Linked DNA regions of Homo sapiens: region 1 is linked to region 2. Evidence: chromatin loops called from intact Hi-C (ENCODE). Cell type or tissue: GM12878. All regions are shown on one strand. Links, peaks and the distances in the headings refer to the core of each region. The heading gives the core; the rest is flanking DNA. Region 1 has its middle 18 kb from the start of MIR5197. Region 2 holds the start of HMHB1 (histocompatibility minor HB-1).

What was found. Peaks named below come from ENCODE experiments on the same cell type or tissue, not always from the same donor. Only the 100,000 strongest peaks of a DNase experiment are listed, where the experiment ranks them.
Region 1: it touches region 2 in a loop (2.4-fold over the local background); 11 of 110 quality-filtered maps call a loop at or near these places.

Annotation. Positions count from the first base shown.
Region 1 is chr5:143,693,094-143,703,007 of GRCh38, reverse strand. No RefSeq gene overlaps it. Among named protein-coding and RNA genes, the nearest start is that of MIR5197, 18 kb to the right of the region's middle. In GM12878, for the core only: no CTCF peak of the experiment used is centred there; no DNase peak of the experiment used is centred there.
Region 2 is chr5:143,808,064-143,817,977 of GRCh38, reverse strand. It overlaps HMHB1 (histocompatibility minor HB-1), which reads right to left and starts at 5,817. Exons shown (of 2, transcript NM_021182.3): 1 at 5,674-5,817. The coding sequence starts at 5,710. In GM12878, for the core only: no CTCF peak of the experiment used is centred there; no DNase peak of the experiment used is centred there; H3K4me3 peaks cover 1,025 bases; H3K27ac peaks cover 608 bases.

The DNA.
Region 1 (9,914 bases), core at 781-8,780, 110 kb after region 2:
TACAAAAATCAGTATTGTACCTTGAAAAACATGACATTAATAATGATTCTAACAGAATAAAACATGAACAATAAAAAAGTCAGTATTGTGCTAGAAAGGAGGAAGTATAGTAGGGTACTGCTAGACACCGTCAATGTCCACCATACTAGTGCTCCTCCAACTTCAGCATTCATCAGATCATCTGGGGATATGGTTAAAATGCAAATTCTGATTCAAAAGTTCCAGGATGAGGCATGAGATTATACATTTCTAACAAGTACACTGTCTGCTGTCCTTATTTGAGTAGCAAGATACAACCACCAACAAATAGCACCCCAGCAAAATACAGGCTGGGATCAACAGCTTGTAACTACAAGAAAGTTGGCTAATATTGGTGGCTAAAGAACAAAAAGAATGTAACTGACCAATGCAGAAATCAAACACATTACACATTGACATCTAAGTAACCTCTAAGCAGGTTCCATTTTAGCCACCTGACCAAGTCAGCCATTTCCATTTCTAAATAAATTAGGTGAGATAGTGTCCACCACCTCATGATCAATACCATGAATTCTGGATAACTCAATGAATATTCAGTTCAACCTAATGCCTGTATCAGGCATTGTGCTAGACCTTGAAATTAAAATGATGATCTAAACCAGGAGTTCAGCAAACTTTTTTTAGAGGGTCAAATAGTACATATTTTAATCTTTGCAGGCCAAGAGAGAAAATCAATGATATTATGCGAGGACTTACATATACCTATATAAAGTGTTGCTATTTTAAGGCATTCTTACTTGCGGATCATACAAAACCATATGGCTTGGCCCACAGGACTTACTTTGCCAACCTCCAGTGCATGTAGCTATGGTCTCTATCCTCATGGAGCTTACAGTTTATTCAAAGTCTGACATGATGGGTTGGCATTTTTTTCAAACCTTCCCTCCCAATCCCCCTTGTCATTTGAATGAAACCGAGCCTACCGGTAAAATGGCTTGTCCAAGTTCACCTACCTATGGACCCAAATCCCTTAACCATTGATCAGGAGCTATGTGCCAAAGAACAGCTATTGAAACATTCTTCTGGCATTTAATTTAAGGTCATAACATGAAAACATACAAGTGCCAAATCAAAGATTCTTAAGAGCTCAGTATAAAGGGAGGAAACATTAACCATTAAATTGTCCCTTCAAATACTTATCTTTAAATGATAATCACAGACCCATGGAAAAAGAGCTAAACAGCACCATGTGTGTGTAACCAAATCACCACACCTACACATAAATGAGCTTCTGCATATACAAAGCAAACACTAACTTAGCCACAGATGTTTCCCAAGAGTCTATGCAACTACATGCTCTTAAGCCATATTCCACAGCTTGGGAACCACAATATAAACTTCTCCCAGACTCTCAATTCCGGCTGGAAACAAAGCTGCTCCTTGTCAGATAGAGGGAATGGAAGTGAAAGGCACTGTGCTAGCACTTCTCAAGGGCCCATTTAACAGGTGTGCTCACTGAGTCACAAAGTGGGAATTTGCTTCGAGAGCAGGGCTTAGCCATATAGTTTCCAGTAATTCTGACTTTTCCTGCAGAGAAAAAGATTAAGCCATCCACTGCCTAACTCTGACCACCACATTGTGTTTGCTTTTGCAGGTTTATCCCACAACGTTCCTTTTTTTTTTTTTTTTTTTTTTTTTGTGGTACTTGTTGGCCTTTTGTGTTTAAAATGTCATTTGAAGTCTGAAAAAGAATCATTTTGCTATCATTCACAATGTCAAAAGATGGATGGCTTGGCAGGGCTGGTGCCACAAGTCAGATAGATTTAGAGGGTGGCATCCCCTTGTGGAAGTAATTCATAATCACTAAATAAAAACTTTTTAAATATTTTTCTGTCCCAAAGTATATGAACAACTCTTGTTCATTTTAAGCTGACTGATTGAAGTCATATCCCAAAGATCTTTCACGCTTAAAGAGAGGGGGGAAAAAAATAGATCCCAGAATCTCACACCCATTATCTGCTTGGCCTTTTAAAAGTCTCTTTTTTTCTTATAGTCAATAGCCTTTAGGATCTATGAGTTCATAATTGTATGTAATTATCTCAGTGAGCCAGCTAGCATTTGTCTATTTATTATTTGTTGTATGCATTAGCCTATGCAAACTCCTAACAAAGGCTGTAGAAAGCAAAATAAATAGATGATATGTCTATCTTCAGTTAGCTTTTAATCATTAGAGAAATTTAAACAAAAGTCCAAATGATCTAAACATATAAAATCCCCAACCCCCTCCACAGTGTACCCATCATTACCCCATCATGAAAGTTCTATTTTCTAAAATTTCTATAGCCTTTAACAATTTAGATTAAATAATAGGCCATTTGTAATTTTTTCTAATTGACTTTCACATAAAGCCTTGATGCATTTTCTAGAATGTGCATTTTCTGAGGGTAGAAAATTTAGATTTCTGAAACTCTTGCATTTGCTTGTATTATGCTAAGCAAATGGTGGGCATATTCATTTGCCTTTTCTAAAGATACACATCAAGATGGTGGAGTTGTATTTACTGGCTTTGGAATCAAATCCCTGACTCTCAAAGACACTAGCTGTCACCTTCGACTGTCAGTTTTCTCATGTGTACAGTGGGATAATAATCACACCTATCCTTGTGGTAAGGATCATGCATATGAATGCATGTGATATGTGTCATGCTTGTCATATGCCATACACAAAAGTAATGCCCAGTACATGGCTGGCTGCTGCTGTTTTCGTTCCTGCTGCTGTTCCTCCCACCACCAAGGAAAAAACAAACAAACAAACAAAAAACCCTCCTAAAAGCTGAGTAACAATCTGAGGGTAAGACAACTTGAGATAAACAACACAGTAAAACCTGACATTAATCCTTGAAGCAAGCCTAAAACCAGACAGTTTTTCCTCATTTTCAGAACACCTAAAAGGGAATAGTCCCGTGTGGTCTTGAGAATAAAAATTAAGGAAAATTGTCCATTTTTTCAAAGGAATTCAGCATATGATTTCTAAAACCGGTGTGTTCTCTGGGTGCAAAGTCTGATTTACAGACTACTTTCCAGGGACAGGGTCTAGCTTGAGCCAACACCCATGCTGGTCCCTGGATTGCCTTTCTCTATCCCTTTCTCGTCCCTGGGAGGGCTGCCATGCCTATGCCCCAATTTATGAGGGTAGAAATAGGAACACAAGAGCAAGTCACTGACCCATCATAGGTCCAGGCTTCTAGTTGGTAGTGGGGTACTTTCCGGTGCTTCTTTTGTACTTGCCCCTTGGGCTGCCAAAGTAGTTTTGGACATTTTTCTGCTGTATTCTGTAAGGTTTGGTCAGCCAAGAAGGACCAATCTATTGGTGGCTCAATAAAGTGCTTCTCACCAGTTTGTGCAGGTCATAAACATTGCCTCTGAGTGCACTAAGATTCCTATGGTTGCAAGAGACAGAAAACTGAATGCAAAATAAGCTTCAGCAAAAAAGGTGAATTATTGGCTCATGTAAGTGAAAAGTCCAGGGTTCAGGAGGTTTCCAGGACTTAAGTAATTTCACCATGTCTTGCTTTTCTTCTCTCCCCTCTACCTTCCACTGAGTCTGTTTCATTCTGAGGTACACCATGGTGCCCCTGGAAGCTGCAGGCTTAGACCTGAGTCAATTCTTCTCCCTAAGCCAATCACCAAAGCTAGCAGAAGGCAATTTTCTAGTGTGATAAGGCCTAGGCCAGGTGTCTACACTAGTGAGTCACTTGCAGTGTGGTTAATTCTGTTGAAGTACTTAAATTAAGAATACAGAAAGAGTTATCCCCCAAAAGGAAAAATGGTGAGGTTAATTCTAAACACCAAGTAACGAAGAAGTATGGTAAGGAAAACTATTTGCTTGCAGGCCATAAGGGTCTAGAGAATGTAGAAATATCTATAAGTTTTTCATGTCATCCTGCTCATTTTTTGTTTTCTTCACACTTATTTCCTAGAATTTCTACCAGTGGATAGAGGTATCCACAGACTAAAATTAGTTTTGTGGGTGAGCCTAACTTTGGGGAATGGGAGGGAGGATATTAGTGGTCAGTGTGGAGTAGAATTCTTACCTCAATGCTCTTGAAGTTGTTCTCTGTAACTTGAGAAGAAAATTCCAAGAAAGTTTGTTTTTTTTCAGAGAGAGGGAGACTGGAGTCTGAACTTGTCACACCCTGTGCTATCTGATGAAAATACAGAGGCAATGACTCTCAAATTTTCCATAATTTAACGTCCTGTCCCAAACCACACAAACAAAATGCCACGGAACCACTACCCAGAGAACAGGTGCAGAATTGTTTGCTCAGTCACAAAGGATGATGGTTTTGACCCATGCCCGTGGCAACCAATGACACATGTTTGCAAGTGTCACCTTCTCTGCAAAGTGTTTTCTCATCCTATCAATTGTTTTCTTTTTTTGTTTTCATAGCTGCAGCAGTTATGTTAATACAGTTGACATTTATTGAGTTCGTATTTGTCAGTCTTTATGCCAAAAGCTTTACCACTATTATATCATTTAAGTCCTACAACAATTCTGTGAAATAGGTATTATCTCTATTTTACAAAATAGAAATCTGAGGCACAGGAAAGTTAAAAGTAACTCGCCCAAGGTCACAGAACCTTACATGATAGAATTTGGTTTCCAAGCCATGTAAGTGCATAACCAAAAAGCTGTCTGCCAATGCTTGTCTCCATTGTAACACATAACAATAGCTAACAGTTATTAAACACTTACCTTGTACCAAGTACCATGCTAACAACATAACTTTAGAGGTATTATCTCTTTAGTATTCATGGTCACTCTGTGATATACACTCTAGCAGCATCCTCACTTTTCAAATGAGGAAACTGAGGCTTATAGAAGCAGTATAACTCATTCAGAGTCACACAGTTTGAGTTTAAAATCTGGCACTCAAGTTCATTTTCTTACCTAAAAGCCAGTACTGCCTATTCTCTTTAAATTTCATCTCACTGTTTATAGTTACTTGTTTAGATGCCAATTTCCCCACTAGATTGTGAGATCCTTGAAGGTAGGAACTGGACCTTAATCACTGATCATAACAGGTGCTTCATAAATGTCTTATTCATTTATTTCCCCAGTGTCAAATATAGTGTTTAACACATATAAGGTGTTCTCAATATGGAACAAGTAAATGAATGAAAGAGGATATGAATGATGGCTACTGAGGTTAAAAAAAAATAACCTATCTCCATAGACTGGAAATCATGTAATTAATCATTTAGTAGGTTGAACCCATGACCTGAGCTTTGCAAAAGTCACTTCAATCCAGGTAACTTACTCTCAAAATAAAAATGACTTGGTTGTGGCCAGTCTTCCACAAATATTACAGGACTTCAGTCACTTTTCTGTCACTGTAATAGCTCGTATTAAAAAAAAATAGAAACTCAGGTATTGTATAAAATCATCTAATACAGCAAGACTCAATCCTCAACACTGTTCTTTCTGGTGTGTTCTTTGCTGGGTTTCATCTTCCCTGACCTTTAACATTTCTCTCCACAATAATTTCACAGATGCCACCAAAAATGACATTAACACAACAACTAATTCAGCCTTCTGAGCATCAGGCTTTAAGCTCCCATGAGGCCATGTACTAGGCATTCTAACTATATGTGGAATAAAACCAAATAAACAAATATAGTTTTTTTCCAGTGAGAGAGTTTTTTCCATAATAAAATAATACACCCTGAAGCAGACAATTAAAGGAGTTTATGGTTTCTAGCCAGTTGGAAGATGAAGAATGCAAATATGGGAGTTATGTTTGGGAAGAACCTGTTTGGGAGCCCGAGGTAAGCCCAACATGGAATCAAGCCCCTACTTGCAAAACTCAATGGAAACAAGTTCGTGTTCAAACAACTGTGGTTTCTTCGAGCTCAAGAGACAGCTGTCTGGAAAAATGACTCAATAGAGAGGTCAAACGTGTTGTAGATATTGCCTTGAGAGCATTTATTCAAATGTGGGAGTAAATTACTCAACCTTTTATAAGAGCAATAGATATTTACATTAAATCAAATGAACAACTATGTAAGCAACCATCCATATTCCACCACTACCAATCCATGTAACAGCGAGCAGACTTGCTCAGTTTCTACTTCTCGGCTGACCTCCACCTCTCACGTTCATTCTTTGAGTATCCTGGGACACACATGGTATTGTTTTAAAAGGTGGCATCCTCTGGCAGACATGCTTGGTTGCCCAGCTCTTAGCCTTAGGTATTCTTGTTCTTGCAATCATATCCAGTGTCTTTTTAGAAAACAAAGCTAACATAAGAGACAACTTTCCATAAGCCAAAGGCAACATCCAAAAACCCACCAAGAATGCATGATCTAATACAATGATTGGTAAACCTTTTCTTTTCTTTTCTTTCTTTCCTTTTTTTTTGAGACAGAGTTTCACTCTTGTTGCCCAGGCTGGAGTGCAATGGTGCGATCTTGGCTCACTGCAACTTCCGCCTCCCTCGTTCAAGCGATTCTCCTGTCTCAGCCTCCCAAGTAGTTGGGATTACACGCACGCACCACCACACCTGCTAATTTTTGTATTTTTAGTAGAGATGGGGTTTCACCATGTTGGCCAGCCTCATCCTGAACTCCTGACCTCAGGTGATCCACCCACCTTGGCCTCCCAAAGTGCTGGGATTACAGGTGTGAGCCACCACACCTGGTTGGTAAATCTTTTCTATAAAGGGCCAGATAGCAAATAGGTTCAGCTTTGTGGGCCATATTGTTTCTGTTGCAACCACACAACTCTGCCATTGTAGTGCAAAAGCAGTCATAGACAATACCTAAATGAATGAGCATTTAGGTATTCCTGTAAAACCTTATTTGTAAAAATAGGCAGAAGGCCAGACTGAGTTTGCAGGCTGTGGTTTGCCAGCACTGGTCTAGAGTTCCCAAAGGATGCATCCATCTACTATGAAAAATCCTCTTATGACTTGAGCCCTGTCTAACTTTCTGACTTTATCTTGTTCTACTCCTAATGTCACCTACTCTGGCTACCTTTTTGTTTACTTCTAAGCTTTCCTCAGCCCTCCACTTGAGGACATTTGCGTTTCAGCTTCTCTTTTCCCAGAATGCTATCCCCTGGCCCTTGTTGATTACTGAATGAATGAGATCTTGTGGCCTATTGTTGGCTTAAGGAAATGTTTTAAAGAGTTTTCAAATGTGTCCTTAATACAAAAACAGTTCTCTTCTAATTTTACAGTATACTGCTCTCTACAAGATGGCTCATTCATGACTTTCTTCAGAGATAACCTTTTCCTATCAAAAGCAAAATATGTTATCCCTAAACATGTAACTAGATGACTAATAGAAACGATAGTAATCATTGGCCACTTGCCACTCTGAATTCAGCAAGAAGTTTAAAAAGAACGGAGATGTGTCTTCTGATTAGCTTTACCTACCAAATAATTCCCAACACCACCCCCGACCCCCCCCAAAAAAAAAAAAAACTAAAAAGGCCTGTTTGTCTGTTTGTCAAGTAATGTGCTCATTAGGGACTTCCTTTCCATGAAGAATCAAAGCAGGTAGCTCTGGCCCAGATACAGGTCAAGGCCTGAGCCCATATCTGCTCAAAGTTCGAATTGTGTTTTGGGAACCAGGAATTGTCTGCTTTATTGACTAATACAAATAAAGAAGAGGGGATTCCAAGCTTGTGCGAAGGATTCTTTTGCTTTGTAAAATATCATACGTGGTGGTTTTTCAACTAGGAGTCTGACCATAGAAAGAACTACTTTACTCTGCTTATTCGTAAACCACTTTAGAAAACCCATAATACAGCTTACAGATACAATTCAACACAATTGGAGTAGAGAGGAGAGGCAGCAGGGGTAGGAGTATATTTGTTTGGGGCTATTTCCTAATGTGGGTTATTACTAGACTTTCCAAAGTTTGGGATCATTTTCTCCACACTCCCAAGTATACAACTCTTCCTCACTCATGACAATTGCATGCCTGGCTCTGGGTCACTTCCCTGGCCTATTTCAGAGCAGGAAATCTAGTTAAAATACAATATCTGGCACTTGACTAAATTTTATAAGAACAAAAAAAGTCCTCTCAAAACCTTTGACTCTTCCATGAAATTTTTCCCAAATACTCGTTGTAAAAGCCCCCAATAGATAGAATGGAAACAAAAATGTTTCTTAAAAGGGAAGAATCATGCAGAAGGAAATGATAATCACAAATCCCTCACCAATGCTTTTCTTTTAATTGAACTAAAAATTATTCTCACCTGAGCGTCATTCTCAAGTGGTTTTAAAGTCTATGCTCTCAGCCTTCTAGTGGGAGCAGTGAATCTTTCTTGCTCAGAAAGCAGACATCTAGTCAACAACGTATGTGTGCACTTTGGTCGTTTCAGCTGGCCACAGCTAAGTCTTTTGTGTTCACGTGACAGGGGTTTTGAGCCACAGTGGAAAACGCTGCCTATTTTGGTCCAGCCCTACCTTCAACAGAGGGAGCAAACAAAAGTGTCTACAAGGTAACATTAAGTGAGTGCAGGGCCCAGGTGGGAGTTGCATTCTATTACAGGCAGCCACAGCTAGATTCTGCCAAGTATGACCACATTAGAATGTAGGCCCAACATTGCCAGATCTTCCAATTGAAGAAAAAAAAATATCAGAAACCCAGATTACCCTTCAAACTTTAAAATGTTGGAGCAATTTTAAAAAGGAGGAGGAGGAGGGAGGGGGGAGGGGGAAGAAGGGGGAAGTCAACAAAGCCAAATGTATCTACAGGCCAGATTGAGCCAATGGGTTGTACATCTGAGGCCATTGTACGACAGTCACAGAAGTCCACACAGTGAAGCCAGTGAGCTGAGATGTCCTCAGAGAACATCCTCAACAACTTCCAGGCTTGGAGCTGGGTTCTCAGCATGTCCAAAGCTGCGGAGGCCTAGGCTTCTAAGTTGCTGCTCTCTCCTTGACCATTACTAAGAAGGTTCTCTGGTTTGCTCATTTTTCAACCTTTGTGGTACACAGAGTGAGAGAGGAGTAAATGAAAGTAGGGCTAACTATCTGACTTGTCAGCTTGTTTTCTATTATGGTTAACACCCTGTGGGGGTGGGAAGGATAAAAACCTGATTGTTATCAGTGGCGAATTCTTTTCACCTCTATATTGAAATGGTAGGGCTTCCTTGTCTAAATTTAGACTTCAGCTCAAATCTCTTGCTTCTTTTTTTTTTTTTTTTTTTTTTTGTTTAGACCCTGGCCAAACATGAGGTTCAAATTGATGTATGTTTTGTTTTTCCATTGTTATTCCTGGAGCACTCCCAGAACTAGAGGCAAAATATAAAATAAAAATGAAGACACAAGAATATCTATTGTTTGCATACCACACGCTTTCAGTTAGTTAGAAAAATGTGTTTATTTCATTACATTTCCTTTAAAGAGCTATGATTTAAGTTAAAGACAAATGAGTTTTTTAAACTGAGAACTTATGTTCAAAATGTTTTGGCACTTGTCATGAAACTAGAGTGTGACCAAGTTCTTTGTCACTAAGCCTCTTCTTCCAATTGCTTTCCACTGGCAGTGCCCTGTCTCTGTCTCCTCTCTTTGTTGAGAATGGAATTCCCTAAAGCAAGGACCCTCAAAAAGCAGCATTTTCCATGGGAGGTCTCACTGTAGGGGCAGCAATCCCTGGAGGCATGAAAAAGACCTGGATGCAGCACAGAGTCCTTTGTGCCCATTTGACCTCACTGCCCTTTCCCCAACCACTAGAGGTCCATTTGTCATGTTTTCTGGGGTTTTTTGTTTGTTTGTTTGTTTGTTTTTGTTTTCTGAGATGGAATCTTGCTCAGTTGCCCAGCCTGGAGTGCAGTGGCTTGATCTCAGCTCACTGCAACCTCTGCCTCCCAGGTTCAAGCAATTCTCCCACCTCAGCCTCCTGAGTAGCTGGGATTGCAGG
Region 2 (9,914 bases), core at 978-8,977:
ATTGAGCCTTCTAATCCATGAATATAATATACTTTTCCACATTTTCAAAGGTCTCCTTTAATTTCTTTCAGCAGTTTTGTAGTTTTCAGCCTAGAATTTTTGCATTGCATTTACTAATTTATTTCTAGGTATTTGATATCTTTGGATGCTACTGCAAATCAATATTGTGAAAATGACCATACTGCCAAAAGCAATCTACAAATTCAACACCATCCCCATCAAAATACCACCATCATTCTTCACACAATTAGGAAAAAACAATTCTAAAATTCATATGGATCCAAAAAAGAGCCCGCATAGCCAAACCAAGATAAGCAAAAAGAACAAATCTGGAGGCATCACATTACCTGATTTCAAACTATACTATGAGACATAGTCACCAAAACAGCATGGTACTGGTATAAAAATAGGCACATAGACCAATGGAACAGAATAGAGAACCAGAAATAAACCCAAATACTTACAGCCAACTGATATTTGACAGAGCAAACAAAAACATAAAGTGGGGAAAGGACACCCTTGTCAACAAATGGTGGTGGGATAATTGGCTAGCCACGTGTAGGAGAATGAAACTGGATCCCCATCTCTCACCATATACAAAAATCAACTCAAGATGGATTAAGGACTCAAATCTAAGACCTGAAACTATAAAAATTCTAGAAGAGAACATTGGGAAAACCCTTCTAGACATTGGCTTAGGCAAGGATTTCATGGCCAAGAACCCAAAAGCAAAGGCAATAAAAACAAAGATAAATAGCTGGGACTTAATTAAACTAAAGAGCTTTTACGCAGCAAAAGAAACAGCAGAGTAAACAGATGACTGACAGAGTGAGAAAAAAATCTTCACAATCTATACATGTGACAAAGGACTAAGGACTAATATCCAGAATCTACAACAAACTCAAACAAATCAGCAAGGAAGAAAAAAATCCCATCAAAAAGTGGGCTAAGGACATGAATAGACAATTCTCAGAAGAAGATATACAAATGGCCAACAAACATATGAAAAAACACTGAGCATCACTAATGATCAAGGAAATGCAAATCAAAACCACAGTGCAATACCATCTTACTCTGCAAGAATGGCTATAATCAAAAAATCAAAGCACAGTAGATGCTGGCATGGATGCAGTGAACGGGGAACACTTTTACACTGCTGGTGGGAATGTAAACTTGTACAACCATTATGGAAAACAGTGTGAAGATTCTTTAAAGAACTAAAAGTAGAGCTACCATTTGATCCAGCAATCCCACTACTGGGTATCAACCCAGAGGAAAAGAAGTCATTATGCGAAAAAGATACTTGCACACACATGTTTATAGCAGCATAATTTGCACGTGCAAAATCATGGAACCAATACGAATGCCCATTAATCAATGAGTGGATAAAGAAACTGTGGTATATATATACAATGGAATACTACTCAGCCATAAAAAGGAATTAATTAATGGCATCCACAGTGACCTGGATGAGAATGGAGAGTATTACTCTAAGTGAAGTAACTCAGGAATGGAAAACCAAATATCATATATTCTCACTCATAAGTGAGAGCTAAGCTGTGAGGACGCAAAGGCATAATAATGACACAGTGGACTTTGGGGACTCAGGGGGAAAGGGTGGGAAGGGAGTGAGGGATAAAAGACTACAAATAGGATGCAATGTATACAGCTCATGTGATGAGTGCACCAAAATCTCAGAAATCACCACTAAAGAACTGACTCATGTAACCAAACACCACCTACTCCACAATAACCTATGGAAATGAGAATATTTAAAAAATATATTCTTGGTAGCAGAATAATATTCTCCCCCAAGATGCTCATGTCATAATCCTCAGAACTATGGCAAAGGATAATTAAGTTTGCAGATGGAATTTAGATTGCTAATCAGGTGACCTTAAAATAGGGAGATTCTTTTGGGTTATCTGAGAAAGCTTAATGTAATAAAAGGGCCCTTAAAAGTGGAAAAGAGGGCTGGGCACAGCGGCTCACGCCTGTAATCCCAGCACTTTGGGAGGCCGAGGCGGGTGGATCATGAGGTCAGGAGATCGAGACCATCCTGGCTAACAAGGTGAAACCCCGTCTCTACTAAAAATACAAAAAATTAGCCGGGTGCGGTAGCGGGCGCCTGTAGTCCCAGCTACTCGGGAGGCTGAGGCAGGAGAATGGCGTGAACCCGGGAAGCGGAGCTTGCAGTGAGCCGAGATTGCGCCACTGCAGTCCGCAGTCCGGCCTGGGCGACAGAGCGAGACTCCGTCTCAAAAAAAAAAAAAAATACAAAAATTAGCCAGGCATGGTGGCGCTCACCTGTAATCCCAGCTACTTAGGAGGCTGAAGCAGGAGAATCACTTGAACCCGAAATGTGGAGGTTGCAGTGAGCCAAGATTGCGCCACTGCACTCCAAATCCAGCCTGGGCGACAGAGCGAGACTGCATCTCAAAAAAAAAAAAGAAAAAAATACAAGGAAAAAAGAAAAAGTAAAAAGTAGAAGAGGGAAGCAAAACAGGAAAGTTAAAGGGATACATTACTTTGAAAAAAGGTTAGAGAGCTGCAACATTGTTAGCTTTAAAGACGGAAGATGGGACCATGAGCAATGGAATGCAGGTAAATCTGTAAGTTGGAAAAGGAAAGGAAAAGGATTCTCCCTAAGAGCCTTCAGCTAAAACCACAGCCCCACTGACACCTTGACTATAGCCAAATAAGGCCCTGATTGGATTTCTGTCCTCTTAACTGTAAGATAATGAATTGTGCAGATTTAAACTACTAAATTTGTGGTAATTCAGTATAGCAACAATAGGAAACTAATACAGAATTAGGGAAAAGTTCAGTAATTTAGGTCTCTGAACTTTGTTAGAAAGGTCAGTTCTCTCTTCTCTTCACCCCTAATCCCTTCATTCATGGAGCTTGCCCCATGGTGACATCCTACAATTTGCCAGCTTTGGGAACAGTATCAGACAGAGCAACATTTGCATTTTTGCACCATCCATGCTGCAAAGCTGAGCAACAGAAAGGTTTGACGGGATAACAAATATCAACAAATGAGAGCTAGGTCAGGAAGAAAACCTGGTAGAAGCCACACAATATTTGTGCAATAGCCACAGGTATTTGTGGGCACAGGTGAAGCACTACTTTGAAGGATAACTTTTAGTGGGGACAAATTCCATTTTGAGAAAGTAGGAGACTAAAAGATAAAATTTTTATAATTATGACTCTATTTGTAGGTGAGGCCAGCTTGGATTATGCTAATAATAAGGTATACACTAATACTGGTTACTTTCTGAAGTTTATGACATAATTTTAAATATAATTAGAGACGATTGAAGATTACCCCTATAATGACAGCATCCTTGCATATTAGTTTTTCAATATCTTGAGTGATAAAAAATGAGGAGGATGTGAGATGTTGTGCTGGGAAGTGCACATAGGCCTCAGACTGTCCTCTCTCTGACAGCTAAGTCCTGAGTGAGCTCCTACTATGAACTGAAACGCAAAAAATGGAAAGAGCATTTGTTGGGGCCAGTGTAAGTCAACTGTTTCCATCCTTATTCCTTAACTCAAAAACTCAAATAAAGAAAGACATTGTCAATTTCATGAGCGGTCCATATTTTTTTCTATTGACGAGAGACAAAGAATAACAAATAAAAGTATTTTATAAGGATATGAGTTATAAAATTAACTTTTTGTTATCTCCAAATTGTTATTTTGCAAGGAAAAAAATATAAGTAACAAATATGAGTATTCCTTTTTTTGGATCCATATTTGGCTGGATGCAGCCTGGACAGGTGTCATGGTTATAGATTATTGTCATGTGTCTCAGTTGTGATTTCAGTATGCTTATTGCTAGTTCTTTTATTTTGCCAATGGCTACATTTTTAATAAAGAAAAAGACAAGGATAGATGAGGAAAATATAGAACATTTTTATCTTCAATGCATGTCAGTAAGAATGATGCTATGAAATTTCAGTTAATAATGAAATTGGAGCTACAAAGACCAAATCATAAATAAAATGAATTTGCAATAGTGTTACTCATAGTAACACATAAAAATATGAAAATATCATGTGCCATATTTGCCTCTGCACTGAGTTATATCTGTACTTCTGCTTCAATACTGTAATTGGCCATCTCATTTCTATTGCCTATGGAGCAAAAGTCTGAAATAAAAAAGGTATGTTCATATTTATTACTTATATTTTTTTCCTTGCAAAATGACAATCTGGAGATAAAAAAAGTTAATTTTATAATTCACATCCTTACAAAAGAATTTTATTTGTTATTCTTCCAAAGGAAATCCACATGCCATTTACTTTATCTCTCACCAATAAAAAAAAATATGGACTGCTCATGAGACTGACAATGTCTTTCTTCATTTGAGTTTCTGAGTTAAGGAAACAAGGATGGAAACAGTTGACTTATGCTGGCCCCAACAAATGCCCTTTCCATTTTTTACTTTTCAGTTCAGCTAACATTTATTGACAGCTTTTACTGTGCCAAGCACTGTGCTAGATGCCAAGGATACAGAAATGATTAAAACACAGTTCCTTCCCTCAAGAATCCCATGCTCTGATGGAGGAGGCGAACAAGTGCTTTAGGCCAAAATGTAAAACTATGAGGGCACCAAAAAGGGAGTGGTTTATTTTGCCTGGAAAGAAATAAAACCTTCATAGAAGAGGTGACATTTGAAAGGGGCCTTGAAGGAAAAAAGGGAAGGTCGGTAGTTGTCTGTATGAAACAATAAAACAGCATAAAAATTCTAAAAGAAAGTTCTGTTTGTATTCTGTGGGCTACCTGTGCAACTGGATCTGAGCATTCCCTGGGGTGGCTGAGGGGGCTGTGTGGACCAGACAGAGCACAGGCTTCCCCGGCCTCATCAGTCCAGGCTGAGTGACCTCCAGTTGCAGGAAGGAGAAAACAGCAGATCCCTTCAGTGCACGGCACCAACACCTCCTATAACGTCAACCCAGGGCTCCGTGTGTCCTCTTCAAGAGGAGAAAACAAGACAAAAAAACAAACAAACAAACAAAAAACACGACAGCAGGGCCTTTCTGCCATTTCCTGGCTCTGAAATGAGGTTAGTGAGTTAAGGAATGAAGCCATCGTGTCTTTATCTGTAAACTGGGGAAAGCTATACCCCCCTCAAGTGCTTCTGTGAGGATGAAAGAGAGAAATGCATGCAAAGCCCCCGGCACATGATCCTAAGAAGTGGGAGCATGGCGATGATGGTGATGATGGTGGCCATGCTAAGGATAAAGGACGGGTCTGGTCTCTGGGCTGCCTTGGGAAGCCTGAGCATCCCACGCGGTGGGCAAGAACAATGTGATCTTGGCTACCCTGGCTCCGACCCAGAGGGACTTCCTGCCCATCTGCACTTCCCTTGCCGTTGTCCTTGTGGCTCAGGTGGTGCAGGCAGCTGCTCCAACTGCTGCCTCTGGTGCCCTGACAGCTGCAGGCAGCCAGGCAATGGGCTATGAAACCGAACCTCAACTGGAAACTATCCGCCCTAAATAATCCCAGCAACAAGGGCCGTCTCACTCCTCTCCCCTGCCTTCCGCCATCCCTGTTTTCACCTGTTGTGGTTTCCCTCTCATTCCACCAGCATTTTCTTTCATTTTCTCTGCCCCTTCGCTGCCTCTTTCCCTCTCTCTCTGTTCTCCCTCCTCCTCGCTCCCTCACCTCTTTTTTCTTCTCTGCATTCTGGCTGCTCCTCCAGTTCTGGTTTCTCCACTGTGGTGTGGCAGAGGATGTGAGGTCAGAAGGCTCAGGGCCTGCCCGGCTTCTGAGATGCGGGGCAAGCCGCCTCGGCCTCCTGGGATGTGGTTTCCTCATCTGCAGAATTGGACCAGAATGACTCTGGAGTGTTCCTTCCGTTCTAAACTCCCGTTCTGTTACATTGTGTTGTGTTAGCCTTTGTGCCTGCTTTTCCTGCTTCAGCTGTCTCATCTGTCCACCTGCCTCTTCCATCTGCATCCCACCACTCGGGTCCAAGCTGCCAGCATCCCTTGCAAGGACCCCTAGAGCAGCCTCCTGCTATTGGAGGTCTCTCTGCTCCTGTTCTTATCCACATCCAATGTGTTATCCACACAGAATCCACAGTGACCTTATCAAAATAGAGATGAGATTGCTCACTCAGCTTAAATCCTCCAAACTCCTTTACACCCCTTTTCTATCATAGGTCCCTGTTTATGTTCTTCAGAGTAATTATTATTGCCTGAAATTATCTTTATTTACTCATGAATTTCTTAATGTTGATGTATCATTTGCTGTCTGTCTTCCACACTAGAATGCAGGCTCCAGGAGTGATGGACTTGATTGTCTCGTTTACTCCATATCCTCACTGGAGGGGCCAGCGCCTTTATTCTCTCCATAAACACTGAATGAAGGAACCTCCCTTTGCCGCAGAATCCATCTCTCCCCTTCTTGAGAGTATTCTCTCCTAACCACACCATTTCTTACTTAGAAATACCTGTGCCTGCCAGAAATCCTGCCCATCCTTCTCTGTCATTTCTGATATAATTCCCCTCATTCACTTTTCTCAGTCAGCCGGGTCCTGTGTTCCCATGGGCTATGGTAAAGAACAATGGCAATGATGAAGCTAGTTCTTCTTTCACTTTAATGTCAATCTGTGCCGTTGGATGCCTTAAGATAAAATAACTTAACAACTCTGAGACTTGAATCTAGTTAATTGTCTTACAATGCTGAGAAAGAGACTTCTTTAAGAAAATATATTAAAACTTCCAAAATTCTGTGCTTGGTTCTTGGGGAGATGTTAGGAGTAGCCATTTTCTTTAAAACACCTCTTTAAAGTAGGTAATGTTAATATGTCCATTTTACAGGTAACAAAACTGGGATTTAGAGAGTGCACAACTGGACAAGGCCATAGAGCCAGAGGTGCATGGAGCCAGGATTTGAATGGAAGAAGTGCAACGCCAGACCCAGGCACCTAGCCACCACATGGGTGACCCTAGTCACCCTCTCACTCCCTAGATTAGATTACTCTGCATTATTTTCACCATAACACTTATAAATACCTGATGCGATCATATTTCTTGTGTCTATTTGCTTCCATTATAACATAAACTCCATCCAGGCAGTTACCATATCTGACCTGTTCACTGCACTTATTCCAATACTTACAATAGTGCCTCATACATAATGGACGTTCAATAAATATTTGCTAAATGAATTAGTTATTTGCATATTGAGGATGAGATATGAAAGAAGGCCTGATAATTCTGTATATAAAACTCCATCTTAGCCAGGCACTGTGGCTCACACCTGTAATTCCCAGCACTTTGGGAGGCCAAGGCAGCAGGATCGCTTGAGCCCAGGAGTTTGAAACCAGCCTGGTCAACATAGACCTCATCCCCACACAAAAAAAAATAATAAATAAAAAATAAAAAATTAGCCAGGCACGGTGGTGCATACATGTAGCCTCAGTTACTCAGGAGGCTGAGGCCAGAGGATCAATTGAGCCCAGGAGTTTGAGGCTGCAGTAAGCCATGATCACTCCAATAATGCACCCCAACCTGGATGACAGAGAAAGACTGGGTCTGTAAAAAACAAAAACCATCTTCTTTGATGATGGAATTTTCTCAAAAGTATCTTCAGTGTTGGCATATCTTTTTCCTTTGAGAATGCATTGGCTTTTTGCAATTAGCCAAAACTGTTAAAGACTGCTTTTTTGTCAAAAAGAACATATGGTCATAAAGCATCATCACTGCTTTTCTTGCCCTGAAATTAGATCTATTTGTGGAGGTGTGGAGGTCTAACTTTCTGTGCTTTGGGAAGCTTATGCACTCTGGTAAGGCCCCTGGACTCTGTCTCAGAATCATCATTTTTATAAGTATAAAAGAAAATATATAGAATTATAAAGAGCCAATTATATTGAATACAGTTATCAAAATGTTAAAAATTGTGACATAGTAACATATTTTCTTCTTTAATAACATATTAAATAAGAAGATCTAAAAATGTCTAATATCAACCTGGGAATGATATTTACAGATATCTGCAAAAACTAAAATGTGTTATGAAAATAACAGAATTAAATTAGACTCAGAATTTTCACTGGTAACAAAAATTTAGGTATTACTATTGCTTTCATAATTAAAGGAAACTTTAACTTTCTATTTTTCCTTTTTTTTTTTTTTTTTGAGACGGAGTCTTGCTCTGTCGCCCAGGCTGGAGTGCAGTGGCACAATCTCGGCTCACTGCAAGCTCCACCTCCTGGGTTCATGCCATTCTCCTGCCTCAGCCTCCTGAGTAGCTGGGACTACAGGCACCCGCCACCACGCCCGGCTAATTTTTTGTATTTTTAGTGGAGACGGGGTTTCACCATGTTAGCCAGGATGGTCTTAATCTCCTGCCCTTGTGATCCGCCTGCCTCGGCCTCCCAAAGTGCTGGGATTACAGGCTTGAGCTACCGCGCCTGGCCAGGAAACTTTAACTTTCATAAAGAGGTTAGTACAAAGAAAGATATAATTTTTCCTGCCCAGATTTACAGGCCTCTGAATCTTATCCACAGACTCCATGGACCCCAAATTTTAAAACCCTATATTAGAGAAATCCAGAATAGGTTCAGCAGTAGCAGCTACATTTAAGTAAGTGTATTACCTCTTAAGGTGACCTTAAACAGGTTATTCTTTACATGGTGTATAAGTTCTGACATACATGGTTATTTTTAAAATTCAGCACCACTTTTAAACCTACTGTAAACCTTTTAAAATTTTAAATTATTTAATTTTAAATTAATTTTTAAAATTAAAGATTTTAAATTAAGTTGTTAAAATTCAGCATCACTTTATACCTACCAATAGCGGGCATAGTTATAATCATTTTAATCTGTTTGCTTATTCTGTATCTACATATATATGATATAATATTCTGAAAACTTTTAATCCTTGACTATTATAAATTTATAAATTTTATTGGTAGATTTTATTTTATATTTTTAATTTGGTCCTCCTCTTTTATCTTTTCTTGTTTATTTTGACCAACATCTCCCTAACCCCTTTCCCAAATTTATTGATTTTTACATATTAATTTAAAACAGTTCATGCAGTCACATAATCCAAAAGTTCAAAAGGTATAAACGTACAGAAAATCTCCTTCTATCTCTGTCCAGAGTCACCTGGGTCTCTTCCTTTAGGGCAACCAATATTAGTTTCTTATATATTCTTTCAGAGATGCTTGAGATATACAAGCTTGTAAATTGTAGCATATTATCCCCATGATTTTCCACGCTCTTTTTTTTCACTTACTTCTATGTCTACAAGTTAATTCTATATTGGTGCCTTAAAACCTTCTTCATTTGTTTTTGTGGCTGCATAGTCTATTGTAAGGATGTATCATAATTATTTAACCAGTCTCTTAGTGATGGGCATTTAAGTTTTGCTATTCGATTTGCTGTTTACTATCATGAAAATTATTTGCTATTAGAAAAAGAGAGAACAGCAAAAAGTATCATCTAAGATTGGAATTTTGTCATGGACACCCACATATGTGGGACTTAGAATCATGAACCCTAAATATAAGTAGGTGGCAAGAGATGTATACCATATAGAGGTTAATATAACATATTGAAAATCACAATATCATGGATAATACCCCAACAGGATAGAGAGGAAACACAGAAACGTCATCAACCCTTTCAGTGGTCTAGGCCAGGTTTAGCATTTTTCAGGACCTAAGAGGGGATAACTGAGGGCAGGTAGGATATCCCCAATTTGACAGGCCCCTTTGGAGGAAGCTTGAAAGTTTCAACGGAGCACATTTGTTTTGTTTTGTTTACTCTGGCTCTCAGGAACAGAGGCTTGAGTTAATAACACTCTTTGGTTCATGGCGCAATGTCATCAGTGGTCCATGGAGGTTCCTCTATTGTGCTTATTTATTCCCCTTAACCCCCATTTCTGTCT